4 separate regions of the Homo sapiens genome follow, and all the other regions are linked to region 1. The links are chromatin loops, found by intact Hi-C in ENCODE. Cell type or tissue: CD4-positive, alpha-beta T cell. All regions are shown on one strand. Each heading gives the region's core, and the rest is flanking DNA. Links, peaks and the distances in the headings are about the cores only. Region 1 overlaps ITGB1-DT (ITGB1 divergent transcript). Region 2 has its middle 130 kb from the start of KIF5B. Region 3 has its middle 91 kb from the start of EPC1. Region 4 has its middle 40 kb from the start of IATPR.

Region 1 (5,493 bases), core at 146-5,145:
GCTCAGATGAATGTCTTGCCCAAAGTCACACCTAAATTGCACAGCTTAGATGTAAATACATAATTGCAGGGGGAGGCACTGTGCTTATGTCGCTCCATGCTGCGTTTTAGGTTTTCTTTACAAGGGCCAAACACCATCTGCTTTCATGTAATAAACTTCCATTCCACTTTAAATATATAGAAAGCAGCAGAGGAAGTTCAAGGGAGGGCATGAGCAAGCATGTATGGGAGTCCTATTTGTGGAAACATCACTCCAAATCAGTTAGTTTTTTTCCTAGTGAAGTTGATCAAAAGAAAGCCCAAGTTATTCAGAATGCTGAGATTTAAGGAAATGTGTAAAAATATTTATTTCTATCTTTTTAATGTGATCTCATTAGCTTTAAATAGCTGGTCTTCCTTGCTTTTTTGGGAGAGGAAAACAACGTATCTTCAAAACAGTTACCTAAAAATAGTAGAAGCTTTACCAAGGGAGCCAGGCGTGATGGCTCATGGCTGTAATCCCAGCACTTTGGGAGGCAGACGTGGGCACATCACTTGAAGCCAAGAGTTCGAGATCAGCCTGGCCAACTTGGTGAAACCTCATCTCTACTAAAAATAGAAAAATAGGCCGGGCATGGTGGTGTGCACTTGTAATCCCAGCTACTCAGGAGGCTGAGGCGGGAGAATCGCTTGAACTCAGGAGGCTGAGGTTGCAGTGAGCTGAGATGGCGCCGCTGCACTCCAGCCTGGGCCACAGGGCGAGACTCTGTCTCAACAAACAAACAAAAAGAAACTTTACCAAGGGAGTTGTAAATAGAGGTTTGTTTTCAAATTTCATTTTCAAATGCAGCAATATTTATTTTGCTGTCGATATTGTTAGAAAGTGTGTAGGAGAAAACTGAATGTTGTTAGAATATTTAAAAATATGCAGCAGTCTCACAAGCTTCAGTAAGTTTTAAGTTCCTTTGGGTGGGTGTGATAGTTATGACATCAATTGAAGAATACTAACTGTAGAGTATGTTAGACAAAATACACACTCAATGGATGTTGATTAAAACCATTCTTACTCCACTGTTCGAAGCAATTCAATTGTTGTTGTTGTTTTTGTTTGTTTTTGAGATGGAGTCTTGCTCTGTCACCCAGGCTGGAGTGCAGTGGCGCAATCTCAGCTCAATGCAACCTCAGCCTCCGGGGTTCAAGCAATTCTCCTGCCTCAGCCTCCCAAGTAGCTGGAATTACAGGCACACACCACCACGCCGAGCTAATTTTTGTGTTTTTAGTAGAGAGACGATTTCACCATGTTGGCCAGGCTGGTCTTGAACTCCTGATCTCAGGTAATCCTCCTGCCTTGGCCTCCCAAAGTGCTGAGATTACAAGCGTGAGCACCATGCCCAGCTGAAATTCAATATTAGAGTCAGGTTTGAAGCCCACTGTCAGCATCATTGTACTGTTGATTTAAGTATAGTTCTATCCAGAAGAAGAATAAACTAGATGTCTCCGTAAAGTAACTTTTAGTCATGTTTCTCAGCCCTGTCTGGATTGCCAGGGCATTTCTAAAAGGGGCCAGGCACAGTGGCTCTTGCCTGTAATCCTAGCACCTTGGGAGGCCAAGGCAGGAGGATCACTTGAGGCCAGGAGTTGGAGACCATCCCGGGCAACATAGCGAGACCCCGTCTCTAAAATAAAGTAAAAATAGGGCCAGGCGCGGTGGCTCATGCCTGTAATCCCAGCACTTTGGGAGGCCGAGGTGGGCGGATCACCTGAGGTCAGGAGCTTAAGACCAGCCTGGCCAACGTGGTGAAACCCCATCTCTACTAAAAATACAAAAAATTAGCTGGCTGGGCATGTGACGGGCCCCTGTAATCCCAGCTGCTTAGGAGGCTGAGGCAGGAGAATCGCTTGAACTCAGGAGGCCAAGTTTGCAGTGAGCAGAGATTGCGCCATTGCACTCCAGACTGGGCAACAAGGGCAACAAGAGAGAAACTCTGTCTCAAAAAATAAATAAAATAAAATAAAATAAAATAAAATAAAATAAAATAAAATAAAATAAAACAAAATAAAATAAAATAAATAAAATAAAATATAAAATAAAATAAAATAAAATATAAAATAAAATAAAATAAAAAATAAAAATAAAATATAAAATAAAATAAATAAAATAATAAAATAAAATAAAATATAAAATAAAATATAAAATAAAATAAAATAATAAAATAAAATAAGCCAGATGTGGGGTTGTGCGCCTGCAGTCCCAGCTACTGGGGAGTCTGAGCTGAGAGGATCGCTTGAGCCTGGGAGGTTGAGGCTGCAGTGAGCCATGAGCCATGGTCGTGCCACTGTACTCCAGCCTGGGCAACAGAATGAGAATCTGTCTCAAAAAATAATTTTAGAAAAGGGTGGCAAAGGCTGTATGGCCTTTGGGAACAGTCTCATTGCTATTCACCTTGATCATGTCTTCCACCTGCACAATTCCCACTGCCTTTCCCACCGGCACTCCCCTTAACCCTGACTGCAAAAAATTAATGAATGAATTAATTAAAAATTAATACATTATAATCAATATAGTCTCACTTTATAACACTATCATTACCACCTTCATTATCTGTTCCTGCCACTATTTTTCACCTGGACAAAACACAAAGACGTCAATCAAGCAACAAAAAACTCCAAAAAAACCACACAAAAAGCAAAAGTACCCGTACCCCAACTCAGTAGTCTGAAAACCCTTCCGGCATTTTTCAGTGGACTACAGAGCGATATTGGGCATACCAATTGGTGTTTCCTTTTCTAAGTTCAGAAGACAAATAGAAATGTATGAGCCACAGTGCTTAGTTTTTCCATATTGTGGCTCTCATTTTTCCAGCGGGATGCAGAGAAAGTAGTTCTTGTCTGTCACCTAGTGGACAAAAATGGATTTGCGCCTTGCCACTATGCTCTGGTAGCTAAACTTCAGAAACCGCATTGATTCAAATAAAGATTGTTGGATTCTATGAGATGATTCTACTTTCCGAGCTTCAGAGCTCCACAGGTTGAAAAAAAACAAGATGATATAATGCTGAAGACTTGTTGCAAAACAGAACAGGAGTTGATGCAAAATCAAGATGGGAAGAAAACCACACTTACAGAACCACGTAATAAATAGCTGTGCTTGGTGAGGGAATATTATTGTCATTCATATGAGTCAATTGCAATCAGAATACTATGTGGAGCAATGGCTTTAAATGGCCCCATCCTCCAATAAAGCAAAGCAAACAAGAACGTATTGCTGACTTTCAAATGAGCAGAAGTTCTTGTAATCCCCCTGCTAAAAAATTTAAATGAACTTTAACCCAACTCTTTCCCTTGTATCTAGTAAGTCATCTAGTCTTACCAGTTTTTTTCTTACTGCTACTAAGAGTGAGCAATAGATGCTTTTCCATATCAGTTTCCATCTTAGCTCTGACCAGACTACACACTGTCATTAGATTCATCTTCCTTAAACTTGTCACTATTTTTTGAAAATACCCTAGAACTCAATTTCCCTTTCTTTCCAAATACCTCCTCCATCTGATTTCACTGTTACTTTAATCCAGTGTCATCCTACCCTTACATTTTCATTTCCCTGGCCCATTGAAGAAGTGTTGCTCATTGCAGCCTTTGAGTCTTCAGATGGGGTCCTGTCCTTCCCTCCCTTTGCCAGATGAAGCCTTTTCATCCTGTAGGATCCAGCCCAGCTGTTGCCCCTCCATGTCACTCTCCCTTGTCTGAGTAATCCTATGAGGGTTATAGGTTATATTCTATAACTGTGTGCTTGTGCAAATACTTGTCAAATGGTTTACTATTGATACACAGGCTTCAGTCTCATCTTATCCAAAATCTATTGGGAAATATTCCAGGCCAGATACCATTTCTTATCCCTTTTCAAGCCCTCATCGGGGTCTACATGTTTGGGAGCACTGTGAGCTCAGTAAGATACTTGTCGATTGGTTTTCTTTATCAGCTCATAATTCTGCAAGGAAGATGGAGCTGGTATTGTAATTCCTGATTTACAAACGAGGACGCTGAAGCCCAGAGCATTTTCAAGACTTGTTCTTGGGAATGGCAGTGCCAGGACAGGAGCTCTGGGTATTTCCTCCTTGTCTAGTCCCCTTCCTGGTGCACCCCACGGTCATCATACTGATAGAGTGATGCACTAAGCCTGTATTTATTTTCAGATCGATTTCTAGATAACGAGCACAAGCTCATATTGTGAGGAGCAGCTAGACAACAGATGATAATCAGGGTGTGTGCTTATGCAGCCTGGGTGGCAATTTCAGTTCTTTCTGGGTGGCGATGCCACACTTTCAGCCCACACCCATTTGTCCTTTTTGAAAACCACAAACGAGTGCTTGGGCATGTATGACATTCTCCGGCACAGCCCTCTGCACTCATCCAAATACCTGAACTGGCTTGTTTACTCCTTTAAACCACAGTGGCTCCAACTGCTTCCTGCCCTCCTAGCCTGCTGGAAGGTCTCCTGTGGTTTTGGAGCTCACAGGCACATGAGGAATAATTAAAAACCACTGCCATGCGAAAGGGTGTTTTAACGAGTTGTCAGTGAATGACCGGAGTCGGGAAGAATTTCTAGGTAGTTCCTCCTCTGGCCACAGGATGGATTCATTTTCCATCTGGAATTGCACCATGAAGCCTCCTTGGATGCTTTTGTTCTTCCATGCCTGGCTTGGGCCCTGAGGCTTGGGTGTGCTGGGCAGGAGCACAGGGTAGTAAAATGAAAATATCATGTCTACACTCAGGGAGTTCAGAGGGATGGCCTTGATGAAATCAGTCCATTAAATACCTAGAAAATAGATGTTAACAAGATTGTTATGCAATGCTACTGATTTAGAATGATCGTGTGTATTAATCAAACAAAAGCAGTAGAGAGAGGCATAAATTGATTGTTTAAGGAAAATCTAAATGCATAGTTGTAACAAGTGACTTTTATTTTTTCTTTCTGCTTTGAGACAGGGTCTTGCTCTGTCGCCCAGGCTAGAGTACAGTGTCTCTATCACAGTTCACTGTAGCCTTTATCTCCTTGGCTCAGGTGATCCTCCTGCCTCAGCCTCCTGAGTAGCTGGGACTACAGGTGTGCACCACCACACCTGGTTGATTTTGTACTTTTTGTAGAGGTGGGAGTCTCACTTTGTTGTCCAGGCTTGTCTCAAACTCTTGGGCTCAAGCTAGCCTCCTGACTCGACCTCCCAAAGTGCTGGGATTATAAGCCAGCCAGAAATGACTTTTATAATTGCACCTAGAAGTGTCATGAAATGCAATATTAGTACTTCTATTTTATGATAATACTATTGACATATAAAGAAGATTGATTTTAAAATTTACAAGAAAAAAAAAACCCCATTAAAAAGTGGGCAAAGGACATGAACAGACACTCCTCAAAAGAAGACATACATACGGCAAAAACATATGAGAAAAAGCTCAACATCACTGATCATTAGAGAAACGCAAATTGAAACCACAATAAGATACCATCTCATGCCAG
Region 2 (5,287 bases), core at 1-5,000, 820 kb before region 1:
AGTCAAGTGAATTTATGATCGTGGCTGCCAAGCCACCATTTGCCGGGTCCATTACAATATCCCCCCTAAGCATTTCAAATCCATCAATAGATAACGAAGACATTGTAGAACCCTGTTATGACACCAGGTTGGTGGGCCTAGGTCAGCTGTTCCATGAGAGGCCCCAGCATGCTGTGTGCGGTGGGAGGTAGTACATGAGGTTGCAGGACAAGAGGCAGGTGTCACCCGTAAGTTGTGGGACCTTGGATAGGTTAGGTGGCCTCAGGTTTCAATCTGTATCTGAAGGCTGGGTGCACTGGCTCATGCCTGTAATCCCAACTTTGGGAGGCCAAGGTGGGAGGATTGCTTGAGGCCAGGAGTTTGAGAGCAGCCTGGACAACATAGAGAGACCTTGCCTCTACAAAAAATAAAGAAAAAAAATACATTTTAACTTCAATTAGAGGTCGGGCGTGGTGATCCACTAATCCCAACGCTTTGGGAGGCTGAGGTGGGCAGATCACCTGAGGTCAGGAGTTCGAGATCAGCATGGCTAACATGGAGAAACCCTGCCTCTACTAAAAATACAAAAATTAGCTGGATGTGGTGGTGTGTACCTGTAATTCCAGCTACTTGGGAGGCTAAGGCAGAAGAATTGCTTGAATCCAGGAGTCAGAGGTTGCAGTGAGCTGAGATCGCACCATTGCACTCCAGCCTGAGTAACAGAGCTGTCAAAAACTAACTAACTAAATAAATAACTTCAATTAGAGACTATAAAAAAGAAAAAATAAAATGAAATAAAAATAGCTGGGATGGTGGTGCGCTCCTGTAGTCCTAGGTACAGGAGGCTGACAGGGGAGGATCACCTGAACCCAGGAGCTTGAGGCTGCAGTGAGCTAGAATTGCACTCCTGCACTCCAATCTGGCTACAGACCAAGACCCCAGGTCTAAAATAAAAATAAAAGTTTGTACCTGGAAATGAGAAAACTGGATTAGATCATCTCAAATATCTAAACATCTAAGGTGGCTAAACATAGTATTGGGTGGCCGAGGGTAATGCAATTTCTGTTTCTGATTTGGACAAAGAAGCCTACAGTAAGAATGAATTTAGGGGGAAATTTTCAAAAAAAAAATCTCTTTGGAAAAGTAAATGCAGTTCTCTTTGAGAAAAGGCACCTAGTTTGAGTATCCGCTGGAAATGCGAGTGGGTCAAGGAATGAGTGACTTTCAGCTAAAGAGAGTTATCAAGAAGCCAGGCGTGGTGGCTCATGCCTGTAATCCCAGCACTTTGGGAGGCTAAAACAGACAGACCACTTGAGATCAGGAGTTTGAGACCAGCCTGGCCAACATGGTGAAACCCCATCTCCACTAAAAATACAAAAAATTAGCCGGGCGTGGTGGCGGGTGCCTGTAATTCCAGCTACTCGGGAGGCTGAGGCACAAGAATCGCTTGAACTTCGGAGGTGGAGGTTGCAGTGAGCCAAGATCACACCACTGCACTCCAGCATGGGTGACAGAGCGAGATTCCATCTCGAAAAAAAAAGTCATCAAGACAAAACTCCACAGCTGTCTTGTTCAGGCTCAGGGAACAGGGAAGAGGGGACAGGGGTCTGAAGCTTCTGACCATGAAGTGCACTTATCTGCCTCTGAGATCATCCATTAAGCAGGCTGGGTTCTTAGTAGGGAAGGCCTGAGCCTGTTTGCCAGTCCTGCGGGGCATTAACAGGGGTCACACTTACCTAATGCTTATCATTTTCAAATGCCTTTCATTTATATTTCCTCTAGGATGAGGACGATACTTTACTTGTGCGTAAATATATTTCCTTCTTTTAATTTTGTTTGGAATGTCATATCTGTTAATGAATTTAAATTAGTGATGAATTAGTATTTCTGTTGATAGTTGATGGACAGTCAATTTTATAGGAGAACCTAATTGACCAACCTGGGTCATAGTTGTATATTTTCAGCTCCTGACTTTCTGGTGCCACCAGTTGGAGTTACTAGTGCCCTCCTGGGAGGAAAGAGTTAACAAGCAGATCTGGTAGCCTACTCCTTGCATATATCAGGGTACCATGATTGACCATTGGCCAACTCTGGGAATGTGGCCCTTGGAATGTTCTTTGTGATAGTTAGTGATTGGTGATTTTCTCATACACACCAGGAGCAATGGACTGTGCCAGATCAGATGGTGAAATTTCTTCACACAAACATCAGAAATGAGTGGCCGGGCGTGGCGATTCACACCTGTGATCCCAGCACTTTGGGAGGCAGAGGCTGAGGCTGGAGGATCACTTGAGGTCAGGGATAGAGACCAGCATGGCCAACATGGTGAAACCCCATCTCTACTAAGAAAAATACAAAAATTAGCCTGGTGTGTCATGCGCCTGTAATCTCAGCTACTCGGGAGGCTGAGGCAGGAGAAGCACTTGAACCCAGGAGGCAGAGGTTGCAGTGAGCCGAGATCACGCCACTGCACTTTAGCCTGGGTGACGGAGTAAGACTCTGTCTCAAAAAAAAAAAAAAAAAAAATCAAGATTGAGGATGGGCACCTAGATTCTGTGTTGGGTTCTCAATTTTGGTTGCCATGGCTGGTTGCTAAGAGAATATGCGTATGTGACCATCCTCTCCCAGTAAACCTTGCACCCTGATACTCCAGTGGGTTTCCCTGGATAGAGATATTCCACACACGTTCCTGTAGTGTAGTTTTGCTGCCAGAAAAAGAAAGCACTCCTGTGGTCTCGGACAGGGAAGGACATCCGAAGCCTGTGTGAGACCTCTCTGGACTCCTCCATTGCATGTCTATTTCCTGCTTGCTTTTATTCTGTATCATTGGCTGTAATAAATCTGAGCCATGAGTATAATTTCCTATTGAGTCTTGGAGCTCTCTAGCAAGTTACTAAATTTAGGGAAGTGGTGTGCCTCAGCATATCCCCCTAAATCTCTGTCTTAGCTGTAGAGAGAACAGTAATACTTTTCCTGGTTTCTCCTACAACCCTAACTTGACAAAAATTAAGTCCCTACTCCAGTTTTGAGACCACTAATTTCTCTAAACCTGTTCTTTAAAAAAATTTCTTTAAGGCAACATTTTTAGCTCTGAGATTTAAGTTAAGTGGAGCTGCTGATACAGCTCCAATGAGTGAAGGAACACCAGGTTCTTCCTCTCAAGTTGAATTAGAAAAAACGGCAGGGACACACGTGGAGTAGTTTTAATGACTGGAGAGTTTAATAGGCAAGAAGGAAGGGAGAAGACAGAAGGAAGACCCTCCCCCATACAGAGACAGAGGGAGGGGGGCCTCTAAAGCCAAAAGAGGAAACCCCACCTGCCACGGATACCAGCCAGGTATATATACAGAGGCTGGAGGAGGTGGTGTCTGATTTACATAGGGCTCAGGGGATTGGTTTGGCCAGGCATGTCATTCACGTAGCCCGTGAAAAAGCTGGCTCTCCCACCCTAGCTTTTTAATATGCAAATACAGGGTGCCATGATGTTCTACACATGTGGGGATATGCGGGGGCGGCCATATTGCCAGGAACATGTGGGGCAAGGGCAAGAAGGCTGCAGGAATGGCCATGTTTGGGTGGACCCAGTTTCTAATGGCCATCATTTGCTTATCAAAGGTTGCCAGCCTGGCTCTAAGAGCTGGGGCTTTACAAGAAACTTTTCCAGAGATGCTTTAAAAAACGAAAACTTCCAAAGGACCCCTTTTGTCTCTATCTGACTAAAATAATTTCTTTTCTTGTTTTTTTGTTATTTGGTTTTTATTTCATAATCATAAACTTAACTCTGCAATCCAGCTAGGCATGGGAGGGAACAAGGAAAACATGGAACTGCAGCAAGAGCACAAAGATTCTAGGATACTGCGAGCAAATGGGGTGGAAGGGTGTTCTCCTGAACTACAGAAGGAATGGTCTGGTGGTTAAGATAAAACACAAGTCAAACTTATTCGAGTTGTCCACAGTCAGCAATGGTGATCTTCTTGCTGGTCTTGCCATTCCTGGACCCAAAGCGCTCCATGGCCTCCATAATATTCATGCCTTCTTTCACTTTGCCAAAGACCACATGCTTGCCATCCAACCACTCAGTCTTGGCAGTGCAGATGAAAAACTGGGAACCATTTGTGTTGGGTCCAGCATTTGCCATGGACAAGATGCCAGGACCTGTATGCTTTAGGATGAAGTTCTCATCTTCAAATTTCTCCCCATAGATGGACTTGCCACCAGTGCCATTATGGCGTGTGAAGTCACGACCCTGATACATAAACCCTGGAATAATTCTGTGAAAGCAGGAACCCTTATAACTAAATCCTTTCTCTCCAGTGCTCAGAGCACGAAAATTTTCTGCTGTCTTTGGGAACTTGTCTGCAAACAGCTAAAAGGAGACGCGGCCCAAGGGCTCGCCGTCGATGGCAATGTCGAAGAACACGGTGGGGTTGACCATGCCTAATAATACAAGGTTTTCCTCGGCAGCAGCGTCTGTCTGGCTCCATCACCAAGGCTGGAGTGCAGTGGCACAATCTCGGCTCACTGCAACCTCCACCTCTCGGGTTCAAGCAATTCTGCTGTCTCAGCCTCCCGAATAGCTGTGACTAAAGATGCCTGCCACCATGCTCAGCTAATTTTGTATTTTTCAGTAGAGATGGGGTTTCACCTTGTTGGTCAGGCTGGTCTGGAACTCCTGACCTCCAGTGATCCACCTGCCTCGGCCTCCCAAAGAGCAGGGATTATAGGCTGTGAGCCACCGCACCCAGCCAATAATTTCTTAATAACTCCTACAACACTGCCAGATAAAAAGAACCAAATAAATGAAAATAAGAAATGACAAAATAGGCCAGGCATGGTGGCTCATGCCTGTAATCTCAGCACTTTGGGATGCCGAGGTGGGTGGATCACTGGAAGCCAGGAGTTGTAGACCAGCCTGGCCAACATGGTGAAACCCCGTCTCTACTTTAAAAAAAAAAAAAAAAATTAGCTGGGCGTGGTGGTGGGCACCTGTAATCCCAGCTACTCTGTAGACAGAGGGAGGAGAATCACTTGAACCCAGGAGGTGGAGGTTGCCGTGAGCCAAGATCTTGCCACTGCACTCCAGCCTGGGTGACAGAGCAAGACTCTGTCTAAAAAAAAAAAAAAAAAAAATAGGAAATGACAAAACAGACAAGGAAGGAAGAAAAGATGCAGCAAAGCCTCTTTGGAGGTCAAAGTTCCATCTGATAAGTCTCCATATTCCCATGCTGTTCACTTTTTGGACACTGGGTGTCTTTATCCAGAAAGCAGAAAAAATTCTACCAGGAAAAGAGCATGCTTGAATAGTGTA
Region 3 (5,493 bases), core at 295-5,294, 750 kb before region 1:
CTGTGTGTGGTGAGACCCAGGGGCCTGGGAAGGTTCCTCCCCAGCTCACAGTCATGTCTGAGATTTCACCACCTGAGCTCCGCTTCTCCAAGGCTGGGAGCACCAGTCTGTGATCTGCAAGCTGTTCCAGCAAACACTGCAAAGAGCATTTGTTGATTTAGGTCTTTCTGCCCCAGGCATCTAGTTGAGAGGATAATCTTATTGGCAGGAGGTAAAGGCCAGGGGTCTGGGAAAAGAGAAGCGTGCAGTATTTGGGGCACAGGAGGGGGAAAGGACACCAATGAGAGGTGTCACCCACTTCTTGGGGTCTGAAGACCTCCACTGGCCAGCTGAGATGAAAGCACATATGGGGGGCTATCCTCCCTACCCCACTGCCCCAGTGACCCGTAGGGCCTGGATAAAGGTAACCAGAAGCTAACTGCCAGAGCTGTGGAAGACAGTGTGAACCAGTGTCTGTCCTGCCCCTTTACCCTGCAGAGGAGGAGGCTGAGTTCCTGCAAGGCCTTGGCAACCTCCAGGACTGCAGTGTGGCATGATGTGGGACCAGACTGTGGCTCTGGAGGGCAGTGCAGGGCTCTCTCCAATGCATCTCTCTGCCTTCAGGCACGAAACCAGAAAACAGGGTTTGGAGGAACTGAGTCCCAGGCTTGCATGTGATAATAAATTTTATATCTGCACCAGATGGCAGGCAGCTTATTAAAAGAATGGGCTTTAGTGTCAGCTAGACATGGGTTCAAATCTGGGCCACTTATTTGCTCAGGTGATGATTCTATTTTTGAGACAGGGTCTCACTCCCTTCACCCAGGCTTGGAGTGCAGTGGTAGAATCATGGCTCACTACAGCCTCAAATTCCCGGGCTCAGGTGATCCTCCAACCTCAGCCTTCTGGGTAGCTGAGATTACAGGTGTGTGCCACCACGCCTGGATAATTTTTGTATTTTTAGTAGAGACAGGGTTTCATCATGTTGGCCAGGCTGGTCTTGAACTCCTAGGCTCAAGTGATCCTCCCACCTGGGCCTCCCAAAGTGCTGGGATTACAGGCATGAGCCACCGCACCCACAGGTGATGATTCTGAGTTTCATTTCCCACATCAATAAAATGAGGATATGGGTACAGTTTTCTTTCTGAGAATTCAGTGAGCATATGAATGAGAATCCACAAGATCCCTCTGGGGATCTCTAATTAAACTGTAGATTCTGGATTAGTTCTTGGGGGTGTTGCTGAGAATCTGTATTTCTTTCTTTCTTTCTTTCTTTTTTTTTTGAGACGAAGTCTCACTCTTGTCACCCAGGCTCGAGTGCAATGGCGTAATCTCAGCTCATTGCAACTTCCGCCTCCCAGGTTCAAGCGATTCTCCTGCCACAGTCTCCCAAATAGCTGGGATTACAGGTGTCTGCCACCACGCCCAGCTAATTTTTGTATTTTTAGTAGAAATGGGGTTTCACCTTGTTGGTCAGGCTGGTCTGGAACTCCTGACCTCAGACAATCCATCTGCCTTGGCCTCCCAGACTGCTGGGATTACAGGCATGAGCCACTGCACCTGGCCGAGAATCTATATTCCTAACAAGTTCCCTTACCAAATGGGAAACTGAATTTTTTTTTAAAAATTGTAAGTTTTTATTCTCAAAAAATTTTGTCCTTGCAAAGAAGCTAGGAAAAAAGTAGTGCAAAGAATTTCCACAGAGCCTTCACCCAATTTCCCTAAAAGTTAATACTTGAGATATCATCACAGGTCAATGATCAAAACAAGGAAATTGGCAGTGTAGCAATGCTATTAACTAATTCAGACACTTTTCGAATTTCATCAATTTTCCCACTCTTGTCCTTTTTCCGGAAGAGGATCCGTGAAGGATCACACAGATTTAATAGTCCTGTCCCCTTGGACTCCTTTCATCTGGGTCAGATTATACACAAGAATTTCAGTGACAGGCAGCTATACCAACAATGATAAACCATTTGAATTTCTTTCTTTCTTCCTTCCTTCCTTCCTTTCTTTTTCTTTCTTTCTTTCTTTCTTTCTTTCTTTCTTTCTTCTTTCTTTTTCTTTCTTTTGAGACAGGGTCTTGCTCTGTTGCCCAGGCTGGAGTGCAGTCGTGTGATCATAGCTCACTGCAGCCTCCATCTCCTGGGCTCCAGTAATCCTCTCACCTTAGCCTCCCTAGTGGCTGGGACCACACATGTGTGGGGCTAATTTTTAATTTTTCGTAGAGATGGGGGTCTCTCTATGTTGCCGAGTCTCCCACTTCAATTTCTTACACTTGTTTGAATCCAAGTGGTTCTCAAAAACTGTTCATAAGATTCACCTAGAGAGCTTGTTTTGCATGTTCACTCCCAGAGACACGGATTCTGTAGGGTTTGCATGATGTTAGGGGATATGCTTTTTTTTTTTTTTTTTAGACAGCATCTCATTCTGTCACCCAGGCTAGAGTGCAGTGGTGCCATCTTGGCTCACTGCAACCTCCACCTCCTGGGCTCAAGCGATTCTCCTGCCTCAGCCTCCTGAGTAGCTGGGCCCACAGTTGCATGTCACCACACTTGGCTAATTTTTTATTTTTAGTAGAGACGGGGTTTCACCTTGTTGGCCAGGCTGGTCTCCTGACCTCAGGTGATCCGCCTGCCTCGGCCTCCCAAAGTGCTGGGATTACAGGTGTGAGCCACCGCGCCCAGGTTTTTTTTTTTTTTTCTTTTAGATGGAATCCCACTCTGTTGCCCAGCCTGGTGTGCAGTGGCATGGTCTCAGCTCACTGCAACGTCCTCCTCCCAGGTTCAAGCGATTCTCCCACCTCAGCCTTCCTAGCTGGGATTACAGGCCCAAGCCACCACGCCCAGCTAATTTTGTATTTTTAGTAGAAACGGGGTTTCACCATGTTGGCCAGGCTGGTCTCGAACTCCTGACCTCAAGTGATCCTCCCACCTCGGCCTCCCAAAATGCTGGGATTACAGGCGTGAGCCACCGCACCCGGCCAGGATATGCATTTTTATCAGCGTGTCAAGTGATTCCTATGCGGGTGGTCGGAGGACCAGACTTTGAGAAACAGTGTCCAAAAGTGGCTGGCACAGCCTCAGTAAGCATTTGCCATGTGATCCATCTCTCCTTACACAAGGAAAAACTGTATCTATTGCTTAAAAACACTTTAAAGCATTCCAATCACATGGTGACGTTTCTAGAGATAGTCTATGTGTAGCCCTGTTCCCAATCTCTATCCCTCTTGATAACACAAGTGGAGGCAAAATGGTACACTCTGTTTTTGCACTTTGTCACCTAACTGGGCCTTTCATTGTCCACGATTTCTGGGCAGCTATGCGGTTTCGCTCGTTCCCAAAGATTGCCACTAGGCGGCACCAGTGACTTCCCCCATCACTAATCAAGTGGCCAAATTAGCAGGCAATTACCAAATGTTTAGCGAGAATGTAGAATGTTTTATCGGCCAGTTTACCACCTATGGTCTCAGAGATCTGGCTCTTTTTGCTTTTGATTACATTAGAATGAATTTCAGAGCCACTAACTTTGGGCCATCTCTCTATCTACATTAGAATGAATTCCAGAGCCACTAACTTTGGCCCGTCTCTCTATCATTAATATTTAAAGAGGTGTGTTTGCATGGAGATGTGGGATGTGTAGGCTTGGACCAGGCCCAGGGACTTCTGCTGGAGGGGGGTTTGGTCCAAGCTGTCCTGGGCAGAAAGGACAGCTATGAAAAATGCAGCAGACCTATAGAGGTCCAAACACAGAACTGTAGGCTTGACACTTCCCCCACCAGGTCTCTGTGATCCTTTTTACTTCCCTCTCCCCAAGCCTCTTGCTCCAAAAGAAGACAGTGAACAGTCCCAGTGTGGCGGTTCACACCTGTAATCCTAGCACTTGGGGAGGCCAGGGCAGGAGGATCGCCTGAGCCCAACAGTTCGAGACCAGTCCTGGCAACAAAAAATAAAAAAAATAAAAATCAGCCAGTCGTAATGGTGTGCACTTGTAGTCCCACCTATGCGGGAGGCTAGGGTGGGAGGATCACTCGAGCCTGGGAGTTCAAGGCTGCAGTGAGCTGTGGTTGTGTCGTGCCACTGCACTGCACTCCTGACTGGGTGACAGAGTGAGACCCATTCTTTCTCTCAAAAAAAAAAAAAAAAAAAAAAGACAGTGAACAGAAATAATACTCTTTTTTTTCTTTTTTTGAGACGGAGTTTCGCTCTTGTTGCCCAGGCTGGAGTGCAATGACACAATCTCAGCTCACCACAACCTCTGCCTCCCAGGTTCAAGCAGTTCTCCTGCCTCAGCCTCCCACGTAGCTGGGATTACAGGCATGCATGCACCACCACGCCCAGCTAATTTTGTACTTTTAGTAGAGACGGGGTTTCTCAGTGTTGGTCAGGCTGGTCTCAAACTCCCGACCTCAGGTGATCCACCCACCTCGGCCTCCCAAAATGCTGGCATTACAGGCGTGAGCCACCGCATCTAGCCAGAAATTTTTAACTGTGGTAAAATATATATGGCATAAAAGTTACATCTTTTTATATATATATATATTTATATATTTATTTATTTAGAGACACGATCTCGCTCTGTCACCAAGGCTGGAATACAGTGGTACCTTGAACTCTGGGACTCAAGTGATCCTCCTGCCCCAGCCTCCCGAGTAGCTGGGACTACAAGGCACACTACACCCAGCTAATTTTTTTATTTTTTGTACAGACAGGGTCTTGCTTTCTTGCAAGAGTCTGGTCTCAAACTCTTCAAGCAATCCTCCTGCCTCAGCCTCCCAAAGCACTCAATTACAGGCCCCAGCCACCGCATCCAGCCTTTCTTTATTTTTAACTGTGCAGTTCAGTAGTCCTAAGTATCTTCACATTGTTGTGCGACCAATGTCCGGAGTTCTTTTCATCTTGTAAAACTCCAGGCTGGAGTGCAGTGACTCGGCTCACCGCGCAACCTCTGCCTCCTGGGTTCAAGCAATTCTCCCACCTCAGTCTCCCAAGTATCTGGGAATACAAGCGCCCGCTACCGTGCCTGGCTAATTTTTTGTATTATTAGTAGAGACGGGGTTCCACCATATTGGTCAGGCTGGTCTCGAACTCCCAACCTCAGGTGATCTGCCCACTTTGGTCTCCCAAAGTGCTGGGATTACAGGTGTGAGCCACCGCGCCTGGCCTCCTCTTGTAAAACTGAATCACTATACCTATTAAATAACAATTTCCTATTTCCTCCTCCCTTGGTCCCTGGCGACCATCTTTCTGCTTTTTATTTGTATGAGTTTGAGTACTTTAGATACCTCAATATGTGGAATCATACCACATTTGTCTTTTTGTGACTTTTATTTCACTTAGCATAATGTCCTCAAGGTTCATCCATGTTGTAGCATGTGACAGGATTTCCCTGTTTTTTTGTTTTTTGTTTTCTGTTTTTTTTTTTTTTTTTTTTTTTGAGACGAAGTCTCGAACTTTCACCCAGGCTGGAGTGTAGTGGGGCGATCTCGGCTCACTGCAAGCTCCGCTTTAAAAG
Region 4 (5,493 bases), core at 326-5,325, 150 kb after region 1:
TTTTTTTAATCATACAAAGAAAATTATCTTTGTGGAATATCTGTGAAGTGATTATAGATAATGGTCCACGATCTGATGGCTACAAGTTCAGCCACTTGGCTGAGAAACGAATTCCCTATCTGCTACTCCAAGACCTCATTATGTGCTCACGCTGGCAAATTGGTAACGAAAAGACTTAAAAAGTTTCTGAGAGCAAAGCAGCTCCTTTCTTAGCCTGACTGGCCTACAGAGCAGGGCCCTTGGGAGCAGAGAACTAAATTCAATGCAAATTTCAAACAAGATTACCAGTGGCTTCTCATCCTCCTGGAAGTTTGAGAATGTGTAGACTGTACAAAGCCAACAGACAAAGATGGAAACACCGTAACTGAAGGGAGGAAAAAAGAAAATGGTTTAGGCTAGGCTAAGAAGGTTGGTATTATTTTTCTAAAGAGGCATAAGCTCCTTTGACAAGAATACAAAGGAAATGGATCTTACTTTCAGTTCAGCACTTTACTCAGCAAACTCGTGTAGTATCTTTCTTGTGCTGGAGAAATCAGAATGAAACTCTGTGTCTACTGAGAGAGATGGGTATGGGAGGCAGTTACTTGCTTCTTTGCTGTCACATCCAGTCCTTGGCCATTCTCTGAAATCTGCATTTCCCAGATAGCCTTAGCAACAGGCGTTGGTCTCTGTTTAAGGCCGTGGGGACACTGGCTTGAGATTGGAGGATGGGTATTGGGTAGATGGTGGGAGAATCATCCCCATCTCTCTTTGCTTCAGGTGGTGTTCCAGTGATCCTAGTTCCACTGGACCAGATCTAGCCAGGGAGCCTTGACTGCTGGGCTCTGGTAACAGCTTATGCTTTACCTTTGTTCTTTTAGCCCTGTGACTGCTAGCAGCTTCCTAGTGTAACTAAAATCTGAGATGCCCCCTTACGTCTTCTTTGGTTTATTCACTCTCTCAACATCTTTGTAACTGGCTTATTGCATTAAATTCCTCCTGTTGAACTACCTGGAAAGGGCTTTATTTTATTGACCATAGCCTGACAAATACAGAAAACAAATACATAATTTAATTATAATATGATGCTGCTATAAATAGCGCCTGTACAAGGCCCTCTGGAGACACAGATGGTGGCTGTCTCTCTCTCTCTCACTTGCGGGGACAAAGAAGAATCTCATTGAATGGAAAATTTGAGCTGCAGCTCCAAGAATGAGTAGAAAATCCCAAGGGAATGGGGAGGGAGTATTCCAGGCATTTTCCAGAAGTATGGCAACGTGACAAAATACGAAGTTTTAGAGGAATGGCAAATACTCACCAACCATTGAATAATGGGTCAAACACAAAACAAGCAGACTACTCAGAGCTTAGATATTCAGATTTCAGTTTTTATGCCTGTCGGCATCACTAATGCCACAGAAGCCTCAAATTCCCCTGGACTTGGAGAATGGAAGGGATCACCTGAAAATCGCTGGAAAACTTAGGACTCTGTCCTCCTTCTCTACCAATGCAAAGGGCTATTCGCCTTACTAGCAATCTCTGGGGAAACTTTAAACAATGTATTTGCAAATGATACTTATTTAAAATCTTTAAACTGCAAGACACTATTGTTGGAAATCAGATTGTCATCTTCTGAAAGATTCACTTCTTACTTGCCTCTCTTCTGCAAGAGTGAAGGGTCGGGAAGAGACTTCCGAAGTCACTGATGAACAAAATAAACCAGGGCTTGGAAAGGGCCCAGAGAACATCTGTTTAGTCTTTTTCTTTTGGTAGTGACAAAAATGGTGTCTAAGACTTAATCATCACCCCTTCCTAAAATACACACATATGGGAAGCAATGGTGGTCTTTCTGCTCTGGGGGTGGTTCACAGCTTTCAGTTTGGAGCTGAAGACTGCCACCACACACACCATTCTCATTAAAGCAGAATGACTTGCTTGCCTTCAAGGATGATATTTCCATTTCTATGCTTTAGTGCATCTTTCTGTAGTAGCAGAGAATGGTGTATTTTCAAATATGCTCCCTGTTCATGTATCACTTAATGCTCTCACAAGACCGTGATCAGCTGGCACAAATGGAAAGAGTTCAGTTACTTGCCCAGAAATCTCCAATAGACACTCATCAAGACCAGGGATCGCACCCAGGTCTCTATTTTTGGCAGGCACATTTTCTGCCACTCCATAGCCCTTTTTGGGATAGCCACTTTTGTTGCAAATTCATATCCTGTGAGAGCTCCAGGGCCAACACTCCATTAAAAACACAAGAGCTGTCAGGTTGGCCCTGTGACATTTCTCTCTCTCTCTCTCTCTCTCTCTCTCTCTGTCTCTCTCTCTCATCTACTTTTTGGAGACAATGTTTAAGGAGAGATGTTCAACCCAAGACAATGCCTCCAGGACTTTGCTTTCTCACCACCAACCACCTGACCCCAGAGAGAAATGCCCTTCTGACCCCTACTGGTTATGATGGGGCATACACCAAGTGCAGAGAATTCTTTCCAAGCTGATTTCAGAATATTCTCCAAAACACTCTCCAACAATGATTGGACAAGAAGGTTAAACATAGAGAACGTTGACTCAGTCCTGATTAAACAGGCTGAAAAGACAGAAACAAATAATCACCACGTATGTAGCAATAATGGAGCAACAAAGTAAATATGAAGGCAGAGGCTTGCTATCAATATTTAACTAGAGGATTAATATACAGAGAATGCACTTCCGAGAATACCAAGGTGACCAGGGGGGCAGAAATGACTCAATTATGATACACTGTCACAGTCAGGGAAGAAGAAAGTGTTGTCTGCATTGTTTAACTTAGTGTTATAAACGCACAACTGAGGCAATCACGGTGATTAACATGGAGATGATGATGAGTGATAACGCCAGACTCATTAGCATGAAGCATTTGTTGATAGAAACGGATAGGGAACAAGTTGTAAATTCTGGCCAAGAATTTCTCCCTAAGAGATTCCTGTACATCGCACATCGCAGTCTTGCATATCGAGACTGTTCTAAGGCTTTTTTTTTTTTTTTTGGTCCTTTATTTGCTCAATGAGACCAAATGTCTCAAGAATCACTTCTTTACATCTTGGGGTAAAGTTTCTAACCATAATGTGCCCTGATATTCATTTGTACAAACAAATATGTTTCTTAGTCTATTGCTATTCAACCATTTCTTAGAATGGGGACATTATCAAAGTATTGAATATGCAAATTTTTCCATGAGTAAGTAAATTTGGGGAATTCTGGATTAAAGTGTACTTTAGCATATCAAAATGGCTTTAGTGTGGTGAGATACACTGAGATTCTTCAAGAGGGATGTAGTTGTATATGGCACTTCCCATAAACATTAGTCTATACCATCGTCTCTATAGAAATATCTTAAATAACCAAGATTCCTTAGGAGGCTCTTGAGGAACGGCTTTTCTTTCCTGATTCTTTTCTTCAATCAGTCCAGTCCATTGCTGGGTTTCCTCTACACCATCTTGCCCACACTTCCTTTATGTATGGAGTGAGATGGTCACCAGCTGGTTTTCTGAAAATCTTCATACCAGAGGAGGTGAAAATGCTCTGTAGTATCATCCAGAGACCCTACCCTCGAGTGTGCTAGGAAGGACCATATACTCCTGAGTCTTCTCTGACAGCAATGATCCCCACCAATGTCTTGTTCTCTTTCCTATTAGAACAGCATGCAGACACATTGGCACCAAATACCTAAAAGTCATTGCTCCTCAACAGGAAATGACACATTTTCAGTCCCACTGGGATTGCATCATATTCCGATACTATTTCTTGAAGAGCTAATGCTATGTGAACCTCTAAGATTACGGGACCTTATATGTTCCCATCTCCATTTCCATGATTTAATATTGCAAGATTCCGGCATTTTCCTTCTTGTCCCCTCTGAAATCCTATTCTTCCCTCCACTCTGTGTCTCACTAACAACTCCTCCTGGAGCTGCACAGAAATAGAGACCATTAGTCTTTGAGACAAGGCTGAGTACAAAAAAGAGTTGAAACAAGTGACAGTGAATTTCAGGAGTCAGGTTTCTCTGCAAGGAGCCAGGTTTCATTTCTGCCTTGGCCATTATGTGTTTATTTGGGTGAACTTGGTCAGGTGGTTACCACCTTTGTTTTTTCTCTGTCAAAAAGGGATCATGGCACCCAAGCAGCATATTAAAATGAGCAAAAGCCACAAAAATGTAAGGCCACAAAATGGTGAAAAATGACTGCCACAGACATTCATAATTTTTTAAAATTTTATTTCAAGGTTACTGCATTGATTCTTTCTCTGATAGTGAAAAACCTGGTACGGGTCAATTTTTTTATAATAAACTTCAGGGGATGGTACATATTCAAGTGGAAATGAATGGACGGCATGGCTGCGAGTCAGTTAGTCAAGCTGTATATATTCAGATTGAAATGGGCAACTGTCTAATTGCACTTACGGAGAGAGGGGGCACCAAGGCACCTTTACCTCTTCCTTGCGTCTTGGTAAGTGTTTGCTTGACCTTGGCTTAGGAAGGAGCCTGCCCTGCCGTAGGACAGTAAGAATTAGCTCAAAACGATTCTTCCAAGGAAGAGCCACAGAGAAGAGATCAATGAAGAATATTAAAGATCTGTAATCTTGCTTTGCCTTAAATAAGCCTATGGGTTTGCCTTAGGACAAGACTAAAAAAAAAAAAAAAAGAAGCTGATCCCACTACTGGGTATCTACCCAGAGGAAAAGAAGTCATTAATGCCCATCAATCAATGAGTGGATACAGAAAATGTGGTAGATAGATAGATATAGATATATAAACAGATATACCATAGAATACTACTCAGCCGTAAAGAGGAATGAAATGATGGCATTTGCAGCAACTGGATGGGATTGGAGACTATTATTCTGAGTGAGGTAACTCAGGAATGGAAAACCAAGCATAGTATGTTCTCACTCGTAAGTGGGAGCTAAGCTATGAGGACGCAAAGGCATAAGAATGATACAATGGACTGGCCGGGCGCGGTGGCGTGATCACGCCTGTAATCCCAGCACTTTGGGAGGCCGAGGCGCGTGGATCACGAAGTCAGGAGATCGAGACCATCCTAGCTAACACGGTGAAACCCCGTCTCTACTAAAAATACAAAAAATTAGCCGGACGCGGTGGCGGGCGCCTGTAGTCCCAGCTACTCGGAAGGCTGAGGCAGGAGAATGGTGTGAACCCGGGAGGCGGAGCTTGCAGTGAGCCGAGATCGCGCCACTGCACTCCAGCCTGGGCGAAAGAGTGAGACTCCGCCTCAAAAAAAAAAAAAAAAGAATGATACAATGGACTTTGGGGACTCGGGGGGAGAGGGTGGGAGGGGAGTGAGGGGTAAAAGACTACACATTGGGTACAGTGTACACTGCTCAGGTGACGGGTGCACCAAAATGAGAAATCACCACTAAAGAACTTACGCATGTAACCAAACACCTGTTCCCCCCAAAACCAATAGAAATTAAAGAAACAAACAAGCAAATAAATGAATACATAAAAATACTCAT

The links. A loop is a pair of places that touch in the nucleus more often than their neighbours do. Peaks named below come from ENCODE experiments on the same cell type or tissue, not always from the same donor. Only the 100,000 strongest peaks of a DNase experiment are listed, where the experiment ranks them.
Region 2: a loop joins it to region 1, with 6 times the contacts of the local background. A loop is called at or near these places in 9 of 110 quality-filtered maps.
Region 3: it touches region 1 in a loop (3-fold over the local background); 9 of 110 quality-filtered maps call a loop at or near these places.
Region 4: a loop joins it to region 1, with 8 times the contacts of the local background. A loop is called at or near these places in 28 of 110 quality-filtered maps.

Annotation. Positions count from the first base shown.
Region 1 is chr10:33,006,032-33,011,524 of GRCh38, forward strand. All of the region lies in intron 2 of ITGB1-DT (ITGB1 divergent transcript), which reads left to right. Among named protein-coding and RNA genes, the nearest start is that of ITGB1-DT, 26 kb to the left of the region's middle. In CD4-positive, alpha-beta T cell, for the core only: CTCF peaks have their summits at 2,878 (motif pointing left) and 3,079; DNase peaks (open chromatin) are centred at 2,890 and 4,300; H3K4me3 peaks cover 691 bases; H3K27ac peaks cover 2,641 bases.
Region 2 is chr10:32,184,404-32,189,690 of GRCh38, forward strand. It overlaps the pseudogene PPIAP31. Among named protein-coding and RNA genes, the nearest start is that of KIF5B, 130 kb to the left of the region's middle. In CD4-positive, alpha-beta T cell, for the core only: no CTCF peak of the experiment used is centred there; no DNase peak of the experiment used is centred there.
Region 3 is chr10:32,253,509-32,259,001 of GRCh38, forward strand. No RefSeq gene overlaps it. Among named protein-coding and RNA genes, the nearest start is that of EPC1, 91 kb to the right of the region's middle. RefSeq lists an enhancer at 1-500 and a silencer at 3,230-3,349. In CD4-positive, alpha-beta T cell, for the core only: CTCF peaks have their summits at 3,315 (motif pointing right) and 3,520; a DNase peak (open chromatin) is centred at 3,333.
Region 4 is chr10:33,153,583-33,159,075 of GRCh38, forward strand. No RefSeq gene overlaps it. Among named protein-coding and RNA genes, the nearest start is that of IATPR, 40 kb to the left of the region's middle. In CD4-positive, alpha-beta T cell, for the core only: a CTCF peak has its summit at 2,471 (motif pointing left); DNase peaks (open chromatin) are centred at 537 and 2,399; H3K4me3 peaks cover 530 bases; H3K27ac peaks cover 727 bases.